Linked DNA regions of Homo sapiens: region 1 is linked to region 2. Evidence: chromatin loops called from intact Hi-C (ENCODE). Cell type or tissue: sigmoid colon. All regions are shown on one strand. Each heading gives the region's core, and the rest is flanking DNA. Links, peaks and the distances in the headings are about the cores only.

Region 1 (8,330 bases), core at 182-8,181, 160 kb before region 2:
TACCTTTCTCTCATTTTTATGAACAATTCTTTACTCTGTCTCTTGGAGGGCTAACAGCAGACAGAAGAACTGCAGATAGTGTGCTTGAAAGAGTCTGGATTTATTATGCTCAAATTACAATCTATGCATATTTAATCAGCTCTTATTATATGCAATGCTTTGCTCTAGACCCTGCATATAAAGATCAGCATTGTCCCTGGGGACAATAGCCATCCCTGGGGTATAATTTATCACTACTTTTCCTGAGGTTAGTGAAGCAATGTGCATCAAAGCCTTAAAAATGTGCATATCCTTTGATGAGGTAATCCTACCTTTGGAAATGTAACCCAGGTAAGAAAATGAGAATGTGGATAAGTAATTATGCAAAAGGATGTTCGTCACAGTTGTTTAGAGTAGTGAAAATTGGAAAACAGCCTAAATGTCCAATAGTAAGGGATTGGTAAATTAAAGTACTTGCATGCCCATACAATGGAATATTACATAATCATTAAAACCCAGATTGTAGAGTATTGACATGAAAAGATATTAATGATATAATGCCAATTGAGTTTTTAAAAGGTTATATAGGTATGTGGTATAAAATTTAATTTTATTAAATGATGCTATAAATATATTGCACTCCTAGGAAAAAGCCGGATGGACACTGAACAAGTATAAAGAGCAGTTACTGGCTGGGTGCAGTGGCTCACACCTGAAATCCTAGCACTTTGGGAGGCCAAGGAAGGTGGATTGCCTGAGGTCAGGAGTTTGAGACCAGCCTGGGCAACATGGTGAAACCCTGTCTCTACTAAAATACAAAAAATTAGCAGGGTATGATGGTGTGCACCTGTAGTCCTAGCTACTTGGGAGGCTGAGGCAGAAGAATCGCTTGAACCCGGGAGGCAGAGGTTGCAGTGAGCCTAGATCAGCGGCAGAATGAGACTTCAACTCCAAAAAAGAAAAAAGAGTAGTTATTGCTCAGGATTAGGATAGTGGATGTATTTTTATTTTCTTCTCTTTGCTTTGCTTGTCTACATTTTCTAGTTTTTCTCCAGAGACCAGATATTGCTTTTGAAATCAAAACATTCTATAAAAGTCATTTTTAATGAAAAATAAACTAGAGAGCCTGTCCCTGGACCACTACAGGGCAGCAGGCTGTGCAAGAGAACACAACCCAGTGCACAGTCAGTGTTCATGGGGTCAGCTCCGGGAGCCCTGCCTGTGCCTGCCTTGCTGTGACCCTCTGACCTCCCTCATCTGGACCCTTCCTGCCTTGGCCGTGGCTTTATTTCCTGGCTTCAGAAAGCCATCCTTCCCTCTTGCTCAGTGCAAATAACAGAAGAGCCAGCTCAACATGGGCTCAAACAAATCTGGGTTTGTTTTTCCTCTTGCAACAAGAATTCCAGAACCTCATAACTGATTCTAGCTTCCTGGACCCGGTCTTACGGTGAAACCTCAGCTAAGCAGGATTCAAGATGAAAGGCAGCCCCCGAGCCCTAGAAACTCAGAGGACACGGGGACATAGACAGCATCAACAACTCTGGAATATAAAGTCATGGTTCTCTCACCTGCAGCGCAACTCCCCTTCCAGCTCCTTAATGTGCACTAGGGCAGGGCGCGGTGGCTCATGCCTGTAATCCCAGCACTTTGGGAGGCCGAGGTGGGTGGATCACCTGAGGTCAGGAGTTCGAGACCAGCCTGCCCAACATGGCGAAACCCCATCTCTACTAAAAAAAAAAAAAAAAAAAAAATACAAAAAATTAGCCAGGCATGTTGGCAGACGACTGCAATCCCAGTTACTCGGGAGGCTGAGGCAGGAGAATCGCCTGAACCCGGGAGGCGGAGGTTGCAGTGAGCTGAGATCGCGCCACTGCACTCCAGCCTGGGCGACAAGAGCAAAACTCCATCTCAAAAAAAAATAAACTATGCACGGGGTCGTGTTCAGCATTGTCCTGGCAGGCCTTCCCTCCAGCAACACCCTCTTTCCCATCCTGGTAATAAAAATTGCTAGCATGTATCAACTTCTTTCTGTGTATGAATCACTATTACAAGCACTTAACAGGTCTTTTCTCATGTAATCTTCACAACTCTTTGAAGCTGATTGCTTACGATTCCATTTTCATGTGAGAAAATGCAGGCACAGCAAGGTTATCTAGCTTACCCAAGGTTAGCTAGAAAATGGCAGAGCCAGAACGTAAACCCAGACTGTGACATGCCGAGGCCCTCGCCATAACCACCAGGTGTCCTACCCCACAAGCGACAGCCCTGCCCAGCTGCTTGCGTCTATTCAGTTCTCCCGCTAACCCCTGGCAACCATTGATCTTTTTGCTGTTTGTATAGTTTTGCCTCTTCCAGAATGTCATGTAGTTGGAATCATACAGTATGTAGCCATTTCAGACTGGCTTCTTTCACTCAGTAATATGCATTTAAAGTTCTTCCATGTCTTTTTAGCACTGAATAATATTCCATTGTCTGAATATATCACAGTTTGCCCATTTACTCATTGAAGGACATCAATTGTTTCCATGTTTTGATCGTTATGAATAAAGCTGCTATAAATATTTGCATGCAGGCTTTGTGTGCACAAGTTTTTAACTCCTTTGGATAAATACAAGGAGGGAGATTGCTGAATCATATGGTAGGGGTATGTTTAAGAAACCACCAAACTGTCTTCTAAAATGGCAGTACCACTTTGCATTCCCATCAGCAATACATGAAAGTTCCTGTTGCTCCACATCCTCACTAGCATTCGGTTTTGTCAGCGTTTTGGATTTTAGGCATAGAATGTTTCTTATTGTTGCTTTTAATTTGCAATTAATTTGCAATGACAAACAATGTTGAGCATCTTTTCATATAGTTAATTCCCATCTATATATCTTCTTTGGTGAGGTGTCTGTCCAGATCTTTTGCTCATTTTTAATTGGGTTGTTTGTTTTCTTATCGTTGAGTTTTAAGGCTTCTTTGTATGTTTTAGATACCAATTCTTTATCCAACGTGCTTTGCAACTATTTTTTCCCCAGTCTGTGGCTTGTCTTTTTATTCTTTTAACAGGGAAATTCAAATTTTATTGTCCATAAATAAACTTTTAGTGGAACACAGACATGCTTATTCATTTACAGATCGTCTGTGGCTAACTGCACGCTATTTCAGCAGTTTCAACAGGGCCTGAGAACCCGCAAAGCATAAAATATGTGCTAGCTGTCCCTTTACAGATAAGTTTGCCGACCCTTGATTTAGGACATCGTCTCTATTCCCTCCTTAATGAGCCTGTCATTCCCAGAAAACCAATTCTCATGGGCAGCAATTACTGATCAAAAATTCCCTTCTGGGGACGCTGAGTTGAAGTGTCTAATTCTGGCCCAGCAAGGTTCTTTTTTTACGGTTCCTCTTCCAAGGCTTGGTTTCCACTCCAGCTGGCCTTGCTCAAGTCCTGCTGAGTGAAGGGAGCGCCGCTTGGGGCAGCCTGAGCGGGTCCGGAGCTGCCCCTCCGGTGTGGCTGGATTTCTCTTCTCCTTCCTCTGAATGGGGCCAGCCCTGTGCCTCTCATTTTGCCACGCCCCTCCCTACAGCCCCGTCTTCCTGGTGCGAGACGTTGGTCGCCCCCTGGTGGCGCGTGTTGTCATTACAAGGCTATCAACGAGAGGCTGGAACTGGAAGGCGTGGCCGGCTTTCTCTCCCACGAGGGCATCTCCCAGCCCTTCCCTCACTTCGGTGTTTGGGATTGAATATCCCTCTGAAGTTTGCATGATCACACTTTGCCGATCCATTTTCTCCTCCCAACAGCAGTAATCAATTCCAGTTCGGGGGTGTCAGATCATTAAAACAGGCTGCACGTCATTTGCATGTTTCGGTTCCCATGGAGCTGCCAGTCTGATTCCCCTCCCCCTCAAATTTCTTGCTTTTTAATTTTTTTTCATGCTTTTAACATCTGGTCCTATTTTTTTTCTCTTTCCAATAAGTGAAAAGGATGTAAATCTAGAAACCCGTGGGCAGACGTATGCTCTTTTTCTTGTGAAGTGTTCACTCTTTAACTGTAATAGTGTGACAACAAGCGAAGGGAATCAGAGATACATGCTCTGCCTGGTCTCTCCTCTCCTGCCAGTTATTTTTGACGGCTTGGCATCTGATGTGGATCAATTTTTTTCCAACTCGCATATTCTGCCTCCCACAGGGCATGGGTGCACAGGAGGGACATAACCTGCCTGGTCCCTGGATATTAATAAAATGTATTATTGTTATGCATTGAGCACCTACTATGTGCCAGCACTTTGCTAAGTGCTTTCACATTTAGAGGCATTGAAAAGAAGACATGCTAGGTGGTTTTCTTTCCTGCCTGTATTCCCTTGCCATCCCTGGAATAGGTGATTGATAAGCCTGGCCTCTGACATCATATACCCTGGGTTCAAATCCTGTCTCTGCTGCCTATGAGCTATGTGACCTTCGGCCTCCCACCTCATCTTTTGGAATCTCAGTTTCCCTACCTGTAAAATGAGGATTTATAATAGCACTTATTTCCTAGGGCTGTTCTGAGGATTACGTGTGTTAATATTGGTAGGCCACTTTGAACAGCATGTGGCACATGGCAAGGACCCTGTAAGTGCAGATGTTAGTAAACAGTGTAATGGGTGAGCCTGTGCCGATTTGGCCAGAGATGAGTACTACTCCACCCCTCTGCTCCCTGCTCAACCTGCTGGGCACTGGAACATTCTAGTGAGAGAGGATGAGAGTAGGTGAATCTGCTAGCTGAAAAACACACACACACACGCATGTGAAGAGCACACACACAGCACACAGGAAGCACACACAGGGCTTTTATATAGGAAGTGCATTTGGGCTAATGTCTAAGTGTTGCCACTTCTGTAGAACTGGCTCAGTCATTCCAGACAGTATGCAGGGGTTTAAGCTTCCTCAGCCTCTCCTGCCTCTGCATCTCACCACCGCCTAATCAGCCCAGCAGCAGTCCCTTCAATCCTTCCCCTACAATGTATCCAGAATGGTCCACATCTCACCATCTTTACCCTCTAAGTTCGGGCTACCCTCATCACCCGTGTGGCCTCCTAGAGTTACCTTTTCCCTGCTCGCCCATGCTTTTTTGCCCTCTTATAATCAACCATTTTTCTATAATTAAAATGATTTTCTTAAAATGCAAATAACTTCTCTACTTCAATCTTCTAGGGTTTAACAAAACAATCCACAGCTTCCATGCATGCTAAAAGGGTGCTGCGAAATCTGGCCCAGTGACCCATTGAGGTCATCTTTGCTCACTCTCTTTTCACCATTCAATAAACCCGCTGGCCTTCTTTCTTATCTGTGACCAAGGCCAAGCTCATTTCTTTCTCGGGGCTCTTGCTCTTGCTGTTCCATTTGGAGGCATTGACCTGATCCCTCTCCGGGGGATTCTTCTTGGCACTTAGATTGGGGTTCAAATGTCTACCAGGCCTTCCTGGATATCTGACTCAATGCAGCACTACTGCAAGACCATTCTCTGGATGGCTGTGGACCGACCCAGTTCTCCCTCTTTTCTGTCATAGCTCCCAAGAATCGCTGTGTAATGTGCTGGAAATGCAACATCTGGAATAGGGCGGGACTGGTCTGAGCAGGCCAGGCTCTGCTTCAGTCACTATTAGAAACAAGGTGTCCTTCAATGCGTTGACCCAGCAAGTCCTGTACCCCGTGGTCTAAAACCCAGGGCTGGTTGCCTTCAGGGCTCCGCAGCTGTGGTGCAAGTGGGGCATGTGCAGACAAGACTCCATCTGGGCAGCTTTCCTGAGGCTTGGAGACTGATACTCATGAATTCTAGGCTGCTGCTGTCCCTTGCTGACTATCTATAAGTAATAACTTGTGTATTTCCTCATGTAACTTGTGTATTTCAGTGTTCTGTTTCACAGAACTTGGGCAAGTAGTGAACGTGCAACCCAAGATCAAGTGGGTTGAAGTGGTAACTAGCGCACAGTGAGTCTGTTTCATAACTACCCCTTCCCACTGCCCAGCGCTCTGTCACTTTACCCCTTTTTATACTCAATATAAAATTGATACTCAGCATTTTATACTCAATATAAAATACTTTGCTGGAATATTGAATATAAAGTATAGTTTATACTTAATACTCCAGCAAAGCATTCGCTCTATTGAAAATAAATAGGTGGCTGGGCACCACAGCTCACACCTGTAATACCAGCACTTTGGGAGGCCAAGGCTAAAGAATCACTTGAGGCTAGGAGTTTGAGACCAGCCTGGGCAACAGAACAAGACCCCATCTCTACACAATATAAAATAAAATAAGATAAAATAAAATAAAATAAAAGTTATCCAAGTGTGGTGGCACGTACCTACAGGTAGTCCTAGCTGATTGGGAGGCTGAGGGAGGAGGATGGCTTGAGCCCAGGAGTTCAAGGCTATGAGTGAACTATATGATGATGCCATTCCCTGTACTCCAGCCTGGGTGAAGGAGTGAGACCCTGTCTCAAAAAAAAAAAAAAAAAAAAAAAGAAAAGAAAGAAAAGAATTAGGCAATTGACGGCCGTCTGTAATCCCAGCACTTTGGGAGGCCAAGGCGGGCAGATCACGAGGTCAGGAGATCAAGACCATCCTGGCTAACACGGTGAAACCCTGTCTCTACTAAAAAAAATACAAAAAATTAGCCAGGCGTGTTGGCGGGCACCTGTAGTCCCAGCTACTCAGGAGGCTGAGGCAGGAGAATGGCATGAACCCGGGAGGCGGAGCTTGTAGTGAGCCGAGATAGCGCCACTGCACTACAGCCTGGGCGGCAGAGCGAGACTCTGTCTCAAAAAAAAAAAAAAAAAAAAGAAATTAGGCAATTGACTTTTGCATATGATTATCGCCCATCTCCCCAACTGGAAGGCAACTGTCTGTCTGTCCGTACAACCCAGAGAGTGTCTGCCCCCCCCCAGCAAGTGTTCCAACAATATTTGGTGAAGAAATTCTTGAATACATTTAGAAAAAGCCAGGACTTTGTTCTTGAGAAGAAAACATGTTTTTTAAGGTAAAAAAGGTAGTCTGGGGGACTGACAGCATAGATTTTATACCACACCATAGAGTAGGAAAGAATATTCAATAGTAAATGAATAAAGTTCCTACTCAAAAGGAGACAAAAGTTCAGTTTTGGGAGGTGGAAGGAGGATCGAAGGGTTGGAACTAGAACCCACAGATGCCAGGGACCTGTGAGAAAGCCTGGGATGCGGGTGGGTGGGAGACAGTGAAGCAGAGGAGACCTGCGCCTCTCTGCCCAGGAAAAGCTGTGGTGGACACTGTGCCACCACACTGTGCCAGGTGAGGACTCCTGTGATGGACCTGTTAATGAGAGGGCCTCAAACACTCACATCCCCAAATCCTCAAGGAGGGATAGAAATGGCAGAAAGCTGGTGGGTGAACCTGGAGAGGCCTAGCAATGGGACGCAGGGGGTGCAGACGCTTAGGTACCTGATGAGGGAAGACAGAGTGGCAGTGGCTGTGACAGCAGTGAATGCAGATGATATCAGACATCAATACACAGGCCTGGCAAATTACATCAACCTCGGATGCTCCGTAGGAGGGAACTAGATGAGGGGAAGGGGAGTGCCCCTCACACCACCAATGCCTGGAGAGGACAGAGGGGAAGGAGCCTTAATTGACAGAGCTTGAGAGCACCTGACAGTGACAGTTTACCTTGAGTTGGCAGGATTGAGTTTTGCACTCCCAGGGGAGAGTAATGTGCGCGTTCACTTCCTTTTGAAAGAAATTGATGAACTCTAACACCTATGCTTGCTAAATAAGAGCAGATGTACCATCTCTTTGTAGAGCATTCAAATAATACAGAATGGTAGCTAATATATAGTGAGGATTTGCCACGTGCCAGGAACTGATCTAATGCTTTATGTGTGGTTAAGGCCAAGGTCCTTGGTTGCAGGCAACAGAGTCCACATTAGCAAGTTCATGCTGACAGAGATCTATTAAAATGTATTTATTAAATACTTAATGGACTTTTTTGGGGGGACCACAGAATCAAGCTTAAATGGTACTCAGACCAGGACAGACCTGGACAACAGAGTCAGCCAAGCCCTTAAAATGCCCCCACTCTCTGCAGAGCTGTTCAGAGAGCCCTCTGCTGCTTCCACCTGTTAACTGACACTCATGATGTTTGGGACTGAAGTCAAAACTCCTCCCAATTTCCCAGAACACCCAGCACCCCTGCCTCTGTGCCTTCCAGCAGGTCCAGGCTCCCAGCCTTCTTGCACCACTCACTTCCACATGCAAGTCCTGAATGAGTGTAACTGGTTGGTGGAAAGCAGGCCATGTGCCTGCACTCTAGCTGCAAAGGAGTCTCAAATTTGGTTTTCAGTTTTGCAGTTTCT
Region 2 (8,330 bases), core at 234-8,233:
TGCTGCACTCCAGGCACACTGACCTTCATCCAGTAGCTCAGATGTACCATGCTCTCCTGCCACAGGGCCTTTGCTCTTGCTGTCCAAGGCATCTGGATGCACCTCTCCAATCTTCACCTGGTAGGCATTCACCTCCTTCAATCACAGCTCAACTAGCAGGAAGGCTTCTCTGACCTCTACCCATATTACCTCCCCTGGTTGTTCACTTTTTCCCAGTCTCACTGTTTCTCCATCACCCTCAGAGTTATTATTTGACATGGATTTGTCTTAGTCTTTGATTAATTCTATCTTTCCCACAGAGAACTCCATGAAGGCAGGATTTATCTGATTGCCTTATCTGGCCCACCACTGTATTTCCAGGGCCAGCCCAGTGCCTGGCACAAAGGAGATACTCAAGAAGTGTTTTTGTAGTGAATAAGGATCTTCTTACCCTCTAGAATGCTTTTCTCTATTACCCCACCCTCCCCTATCTCTGTCTAGTAGCTCAAGCATGATTCCTTAAAGTTGCTTTGGTAACCCTTCCTCCTCATACCCTTGAAAACCCCTCTTCCTCATCTTTGCAACCCATCTATTGATAGTACCCTGTGTTGCAACTGATATCACATGTGTACCTGCTTGTTCAATGCCTGTCTTCCTACCAGATCGTCTGCTCCCTGAGGGCAGGAACCATGTCTGTCTTGTTGAAGGGTTTACCCCCAGCACCTAGCCCAGAGCCTGATATTACTGGTTTGGAAGTGGGAAGTCATGCTCTGCATCCCCAAAGGCCAGCTCCGAGTCACCCACTCTAGAAGATCGGTTGGTTCAATACTGCCCAATGGTCCACCAGACACACACATGAGGATTCATGGGGAAATTGCCCTGAGTTCTGCTTGGTGATTTCCTGATCTGCTGACTACTGCCAGGTGGGTGCTCTCAGCATTGCCCTTGGACACCAAGCGTTGCAGCCACTCAGCCGGGGCCAGGGGACAGCAAGATCCATCATCGACAGGTCCAGAAGCGATGGTAGAAAAGTTCTGGGGCCAAGCTGGGCCAGTATGGCTCCCCCTGGTGGTTTCCTTCCATGTTTCTTGGCAACCTCTCCCATGAATAGCCCAGGGCACACTCACCAGCCAGGAGAAGAAGCCAGCTGATTTGTCCTGGGTGGAGATCTGCCCCTCATAGGGGCCGAAGATGTGGCCCTTGGGGATGACCTCGTTTACACATCGCACGTCACTCTCTCCACTAGTGTCCTTGACCACCTCCATGCCCTGTGGGATGGTGAGCGCCGCCCGGTCTGGGATGCCCACGGGCACCGGTGTGTCAGACACAAACACCGGGGGGCCATGGTTTGGGCATTCATCCACGAAGTACTCCTGGCAGGACTCACAGACTGGAGGGATGGAAAGAGAAGGGAGGGCCTCAGTTGTTGCAGGGAGGTAAGACCCCCATGGGGGAGGTAGAGGGGCTGACAGGAGGCCCACTCATGGACAGCCAGCTGCAGGCCCCAGGGTCATCGGTAGCAATAACCCATACTCTCCCTGGGGGCTCCAAGAACAGGCCTGCCTACGTCAAGGAGGCCAGCAGCTACCTTTGTCTCAAGTTTTAAAAAACTGGAAGAAAGAGCATGGCTTTGGAGTCCAAGTGCAACTGTACCCCTTTGGGCCAGAGGACTCGAGGCGTGGGATACTTAACCCTCACCAAGACTCAGTGTGCTATCTGGAAAATGGGGCTAACAATAGCCATTTGGATGGCTAATGATGATGACGAACCAAGGCCTGGACCTGGGCCTGGTATATTGCAGGTGAGGACCTATCTTAGTAGCATTGTTGTGAATTCCCTAGCCAGGAATGGGGCGATGGGGGTGAAGGGAGGAGCAGCCCAGAGCCCCAAGCTCCACTTACACCAGAAGTCCACTTGCTGGAAGCTTTTGGGCACGATGAGGTCGCGCTTCCCCTTCAGTTTCTTGGGCTCAACTTCCATGGCCGAGGAGTCCGGTCTCCTAGAGCTGGCCAGGGCAGAGGCCCGCAAAGAAAGCAAAGAAGTCATCAGAGAGTGAGAGCCCAGTGGGGACAAAAGCTGGGGACCTGGCCAGGAGACCGAGAAGATGTGGGGTGGGCAGAGGAGTCCCAGCCAGCCTGCTGTTCAGTGCAGGAGGTGGTGGAAAAACTGGAGGATTGAGATGCGAGCACAGACCTCCCTAGGCCACTGCTTGGATTTTTCTAGAGCCTGCGCCCAGGAGCTGCCGGGAGCAGGGTTAGGGAAGGTGGGCAAGGAGTGAGAACGTTTCCCAGGGTTCCCAACCAACCGAGCCCAGGCACCTCCCACTCCCACTTCTCCCTCTCCAGTTCCCACACAGGGGCCTCACCAGGGCTGGCCATACTCCTGGTCTCGGAGTGGTGAGCAGACCTCCGTCTTCACCACCGTCACCATATCCCCCACGGCTGCATTGGTCTGGGCCAAGCACTCCTTCATGTTCTCGGTCATTCTGTCCTGGGACGCAGGAGGTGGGACCAGCACAGGAAGAGGATCAAAGAAACAGGGGAAGAGGAGTGAGCGGCGGAGAGGGCAAGTGGGGGTCTCGCGGAGTCTGGTTACCCTCCCTGCCATCCCCAGAGGAAGCACTTGAGAACACAGACAACAAAAACAGCTGTAGCCCGGCCAAGAGGAAATGCCGTTTCTATCCCGGGCTGGTCCTGGGGACGACTGGAGCCACCAGCCCCATGGGGTCAGGAGCCTAGAGCAGCTCAGGCCAGGAGGCCGCGCTGGGAAGCATAGCCTGGACCCCTAGACCAAAGGGCAAAGGGCAGGAGGATCCCACATGAGCCTGGGCGCAAAACTGCAAAGGGGAGAAGGGAGGGTTCACAACTCAAGCCCAACTTGGGCCAAGGGGTAGTGGGCAGACCGAACGGGCCCTCAGCGCCTGGCAGGGCAGCCCCTCACCCTGGGACTGCCGGGAGCGCAGCCAGGCCCCTTTGCCAGCTCAGAGCAGGTACAGGCAGGGCCTGGGGGCGCTGGCGAGGGCCAGCCAGGGCTCCAGCCCCACCCGACTCTCTCAAGGGGACACTCCCCAGCCCGCCGCTTACCGCCCTCCACCACCGCGCCGGGCTTCAGCCCCTCCCTCGGCACCCCGGGGTCCTCATGCCAAGCCCGGGGACACTCTTCGGGGCGAGGGTGGCACGCAGCCTGGGGCTGGGACGGCGCTGGGCCCTGGGACTGGGCGAGCGGCGTGTGTGACTCACTACCCGGGGCCCCGCTGGCCACACCCCTGCTCCTCGGCTAATCAGCCCCCTGCTCCCCACCGGGGCCCCAAAGCCGGCGGCGGCGACTGGGAGGGGTGCGGGGAAACGTGACGGCCTGCCCCCTCCTCCGAGCCAGCAGGGCCGGGGGCGCGCGGTGGGGAAGGGGAGGGCTGCCCAGGCCGGGCGCGCCGCCCCCTGCCCCGTGGCCGCCCCGTCTCGGGCCGGTGTAGGCTGCGGCCGGGGCGGGCGCGGGCGGGCTCTCCCCCTCTCGCCAGCCTTCCCGGCGGGGAGCTCCCTGCCCGGCCCGGCCCGCCCGGCCCTGCCCAGCGCCCGCCCCCCGCCCGCCAGGCCCGGCATTCCTTGCGGGGGCATGTGGCTTCTTGCCGGCCCTGGGGGCACGCAGTTGGCTGGCGGCCGGGAGGGGGGCGCGCAGGGAGCGGGAGGAAGCGGGCGCCCGGGCGGGGCGGTGGGAGAGGGCGCCGCGGGGGGTCGCTCCGGGTCAGGCGGTGGACGCATTCCAGGGCCTCCCACGGGGCCCGATGCGCACTCGGCCCGGGGGGTGCCAGGGCTGGGCGACAGCGCCGCGGAGGCCGGGCGGGTGTCCCCAGCCTCCGAGCTGCCTTGGTGTGGCGGCGACGACAGGGCCTGCGCTGCCACCCGTGCGGACACCGGACACCCGCTCGCTCAGCCGCGGCCGCACCTGCACCGCCTGGGGCGCCTGCCACTCTACTGCCTCCTGGCTGCGTTATGCCAGGGACTCCCCGCTGGGTGCTCGACCGACCTCAAAGCCTGTGGGATGGCCCCCTGCCTCCTGTGAGGGCGCAGGAATTGGGGCCTGGAAGATGTCAAGCGACTTGCCGAAGGTCATGCAGACCACACCCGATGGCTGCTTAGTAAATTGGAAACTGGCTGAACCCCCAGATTCAAGTGTTTCAAGTTGGCTTCACCATGCAGTATCCTCAGTCCAGTCCTCTACCGAACAATCGCTGGGATCACCCTTAAGTGGGTTCAGGTCCCAGCTCAGAAGTCCAGCTGCCAGGTGGGAGCAAGGCCCTGTGGATTTGTGAAGGATCCCTGAACACCTGCTGCCCTGAGGAACTCTCACTGGGATGGGCAGTACCCCCCACCATACATCCTGGGGTGGAGCCTCAGTGGTTAGGTGCCTGGGCACTGGACAGGCAGTGCCTGAGTTCAAATCCCACTGATGGGCGGTGTGATCCTGGGCAGGTGTTATGGACCCCACTCCCCTTCATATGTTGAAGCCCTCAGCCCCAGAGTATCTGTATTTGCAGATGGGGCTGTGAGGAGGTGATCAAGATTAATTGAGGTCATAAGGGTTAGGTGCCCTTATAAGGAGAGGAAGACACACCAGGGCCCTCTCCACCATGAGGACACATCCAGAAGGCAGCCATCCACAAGGCGGAGTGCCACCACCAGGAACCAATAGGCTGGCATTCTGATCTTGGACTTCCTAGGCTCTAAAACCGTGAGAAATAAATGGCTGTTGTTTAAGCACCCCCATCTACGGTATTTTGTCATGGCAGCCTGAGATGACTAATACAGCAGGTTATCTAACTTCTCTGTGTTCTCATTTCTTCATCTAGAAAATGTGGCTAATAATAGATTCTATCACAGACATAGCTGTATTCCGTGGACACAGACGAGTGTGGAGGGGCCAGTCTCTGCACATCCCACTAAAGAATGCTGATCAGGAAGATGAGTGCTAGTGACATCATCAAGGGGTGGCTTCAAATTCTCTCCATTGGCTGGGATTTATTTTTTTTAAGTCAGTCATTTGGAAACTCTGACGCTTTATTGGAACGGACTGCTGAGGACTGCTTTGCATGGGGCTCCCTTGCTCTGGCCCCTCTGCCCTCCACAAGCCCCACCTGTATGCCATTCTCCATCCTGCCATGGGGCCTGTGAACTTGCTGAGTCCTAGCCTGCAGAACACCTGGGGAACTCCTATCCAGACTTCAGACCTCACTGCCCCCCTCCAACTGCCACCAAAAACACCCTCTCCTAGCCCCATGTCACACTTCATGGCAGTGTGACATGTATAACCGTCTTTTGTTAGCAGGATTACTTGATTAATATCTGTTTCCCTTAATAGACTGTAAGCTCCCCGAGGACAGGGTGCAGGCCACCATTGAACTGCCAGCACCTGTAACAGTGCCTGGCACCAGGGCCAAGACTAGGGAAAGACAAGCCAGGTACTAGGAGGCTTTCACTCTGAGGGTCATACGCTTGCAGGACTGGCACCTGAGAGTGAGAACCTCTTTCAATTTTGCACCCTGAGAACCTTGCTTGGCTGACTCTCCACTTTGCCCAGCACACAGCATATTCTCAGTAAATATTCACCAAATGTTCCCCTTCATATCTCACTGGTCCCTCTGATGTGTCCCACTGGTCCCATTGGGAATCTCAACTCTGAAAGAGACGTCAGCAGGAAAAACAGGGTGGGGGTTTGATTCCCTATGGAGCTCTCTTCCAGTGATCTCCGCCAGGCAGAGCAGGTAGTGAGAGATGCTGGCAGGGTGGGCACTGAAGGGTGCAGAGGTGCACTGGGGGGTAGGATGGAGCACTAGGGGGTAGGATGGAATTAGACTCATGAGACTCAGAGCCGGATTCTGACGATAAGTTGGGGAGGATAATCAGTGTGGCCATGGCACGTCACTTACACTTTCTAGGGCCTTAGTGTCTTCTTTTGCAAAATGGAAATACTGATACTTGCCAGGAGGAGGTGGTCCCCATTAGGAATAAACGAGGAGGGCACAGAGGGATGCGGAAGGGGTTTGGAGGGAGGATAGGCAATAGTAAGAGAATAAAGGACGGAGGGTAAGACAGGGAGAGAAGGAGGAGAGAAGGGAGAAAAGAGAAGATGAGGAGGGGAAGGGAGATTGAAAGAGAAGGACCGAGGCATATAAACGTTTTCCTGTCTTAAATCATTCCCAGCAAACCACCCCCTGTGGGCAAAGTATTACTTTGTATCTCAAAGTAGAGACATCTGTGGGCCATTTGCATTTATGTCCTATCTCTCACATCCCACCTTCACCACACAAAAGATTTGCAATGTTTTATAAAACAAACACATACTAAACAGGACAGTTAAGAAACAACCAGAGATAGTGTTAGAGGCCTCATGGAGAAAGAGGGGTGTTGGTTATGCCGGGAATCTGTTGTAAAAGGGTTAGTGATTGAGTTCTTCATTCAATTCTGAGCCTCCTGGCAGCCAAAGCATAAAGGGAAACATAATGAGTTACCGAGTCCTTATTATCTGACACCTATTTATTGACTATATGCACATATAATTTCTTTCTACTCTTGGAGCTGGCTGCCCGGAGAACCAGGATCAAGCCTCAAAGGACTAATGTGCATTCCAACTCTCAAGTGGCCCATAGACATCTCTACTTTGAAATAGACAGACTTTTGTGCTTGTGATAAAGGCCATAGGGACAGGGAGGGAGAAGATGGGATGTGGCAGGACCAAATGAACTTCCACTGGGGAGAGAGAGAGGGAGAACATGTGCTGGTGTCCTTCACTGAGTCCATCTCAGCAGACACTCTAAGGCCTGGCCCAGGTAAAGCCCCTGTTGCCTTTTCTGAAGAATGCTCTAGTCCTACCTGCCCAGCAAAAGTCTTGGGGGAAGGGGGGTCGGCAGGCTTCATGGAGGATTCCAAGCTGCTGGCAATGCTCCCTCTCAGCTGGCTCCTCTAAGTCTGCACATGCAGAGATTAGGCTTGTTGCAAACCCAGCAGTGAGCTGCAAACCCAAAAGAAGGGGGCAGAATGCAGCCCAGGAGTCTGCAGCTCTGTTTTCACCCTTGGCAGGGTGCCAGGATCCTGGAATGCCCAGGAGCCAGTGTAGCCAGGGAACTGGGGATCTGTGCCCACTTGGTTTCCCTAGAGGCTGGCACCATGAGAATCTAGAAGGTTTACTCTGGTACCTACCACAGCATCTCTGTTGTTCCCATTGATACCAAAAGGACATGAGGTTAGGGTGCTGGCCCAAGCCACATGCTGACCTTGACTTGGGCTGGGAATCCCAAGCCCTGGGTCTCAGTTCTGGCTGTGCTGTCAGTTTTTTAGGTGACCCTGATAAAGTTTCTGCCTTGCCCTCAGTTTCTCTTTCCTGTAAAATAAAAGGTCCAACTCATAGTCCTTAACAGTATACCATGTGAGAGGTGGGCAAGGGCTTGGAATTATTATAGGGAGTTATTGAATTTATATTCTCAGCAAGCATGCCTATAGAGAACATAAATATATGCCTTAAACTTACATGTATAAGACAGATTTGCAAATGAATACTTTTGTGATGAACACAAAAGATAAATGTATTTAAAAGTGTTATTGAATTCATAGAAACCTTATGTCACCATGTATTTTGTTAATCAATTAACACCAGCACAGCCACTCACAAACTGTGTAACCTTGAGAAACTGCATTAACCACGCCTACCTGGTTTCCCCATCCGTCCTGTGGCACTGATATCAGAACCTATCTCATAGGGCTGTTTAACACAGCATAATGCCTGACCTATCGTAAGTACCCTATAAATATTATCATTCATTTTATTAATATTTAAAAGTATAACAGACATCAGATGTGCACATGGTGGTGAAATTTCTGTTTTTTTAGATTGAGTCTCGCTCTGTCGATCAGGCTGGAGTACAATGGCACGATCTCGGCTCATTGCAACTTCTGCCTCCTGGGTTCAAGCGATTCTCCTGTCTCAGCCTCCCCAATAACTGGGATTACAGGTACCTGCCACCACACCTGCCTAATTTTTTGTATTTTTTTAGTAGAGACAGGGTTTCACCATGTTGGCCACACTGGTCTCGAACTCCTGACCTCAGGTGATCTGCCCTGGGATCCGTGCTGGGATTACAGGCATGAGCTACCACACCCGGCCAAAAATTGTTTGACATTAGAAGAGGGCCTTTACAAGCAGTGAATACCCCTAATAAATACTTTTTATAAATATATGCTCTGAAGATGCTTACCTCAATAGAAAAAAAAATGGATAAAAAGAAAACATGAACAAGCAATCTGCAAAGACCAATAGATGGCTAATATGCTTTAAGGAAAACCATGAAGACATTAATACTCAAA

Evidence for each region. A loop is a pair of places that touch in the nucleus more often than their neighbours do. Peaks named below come from ENCODE experiments on the same cell type or tissue, not always from the same donor. Only the 100,000 strongest peaks of a DNase experiment are listed, where the experiment ranks them.
Region 1: it touches region 2 in a loop (2.0-fold over the local background); 4 of 110 quality-filtered maps call a loop at or near these places.

The regions. Positions count from the first base shown.
Region 1 is chr11:45,335,460-45,343,789 of GRCh38, reverse strand. No RefSeq gene overlaps it. Among named protein-coding and RNA genes, the nearest start is that of LINC02696, 16 kb to the left of the region's middle. RefSeq lists an enhancer at 3,438-3,732. In sigmoid colon, for the core only: CTCF peaks have their summits at 3,400 and 3,599 (motif pointing left); a DNase peak (open chromatin) is centred at 3,549; H3K27me3 peaks cover 421 bases.
Region 2 is chr11:45,175,900-45,184,229 of GRCh38, reverse strand. It overlaps PRDM11 (PR/SET domain 11), which reads right to left. Exons shown (of 8, transcript NM_001384648.1): 2 at 2,345-2,469; 3 at 1,881-1,984; 4 at 1,107-1,369. The coding sequence starts at 2,463. Among named protein-coding and RNA genes, the nearest start is that of PRDM11, 33 kb to the right of the region's middle. RefSeq lists an enhancer at 1,977-2,708. In sigmoid colon, for the core only: CTCF peaks have their summits at 1,058 (motif pointing left) and 3,974; DNase peaks (open chromatin) are centred at 3,219, 3,569, 3,929, 7,039 and 2 weaker places; H3K4me3 peaks cover 2,072 bases; H3K27ac peaks cover 262 bases.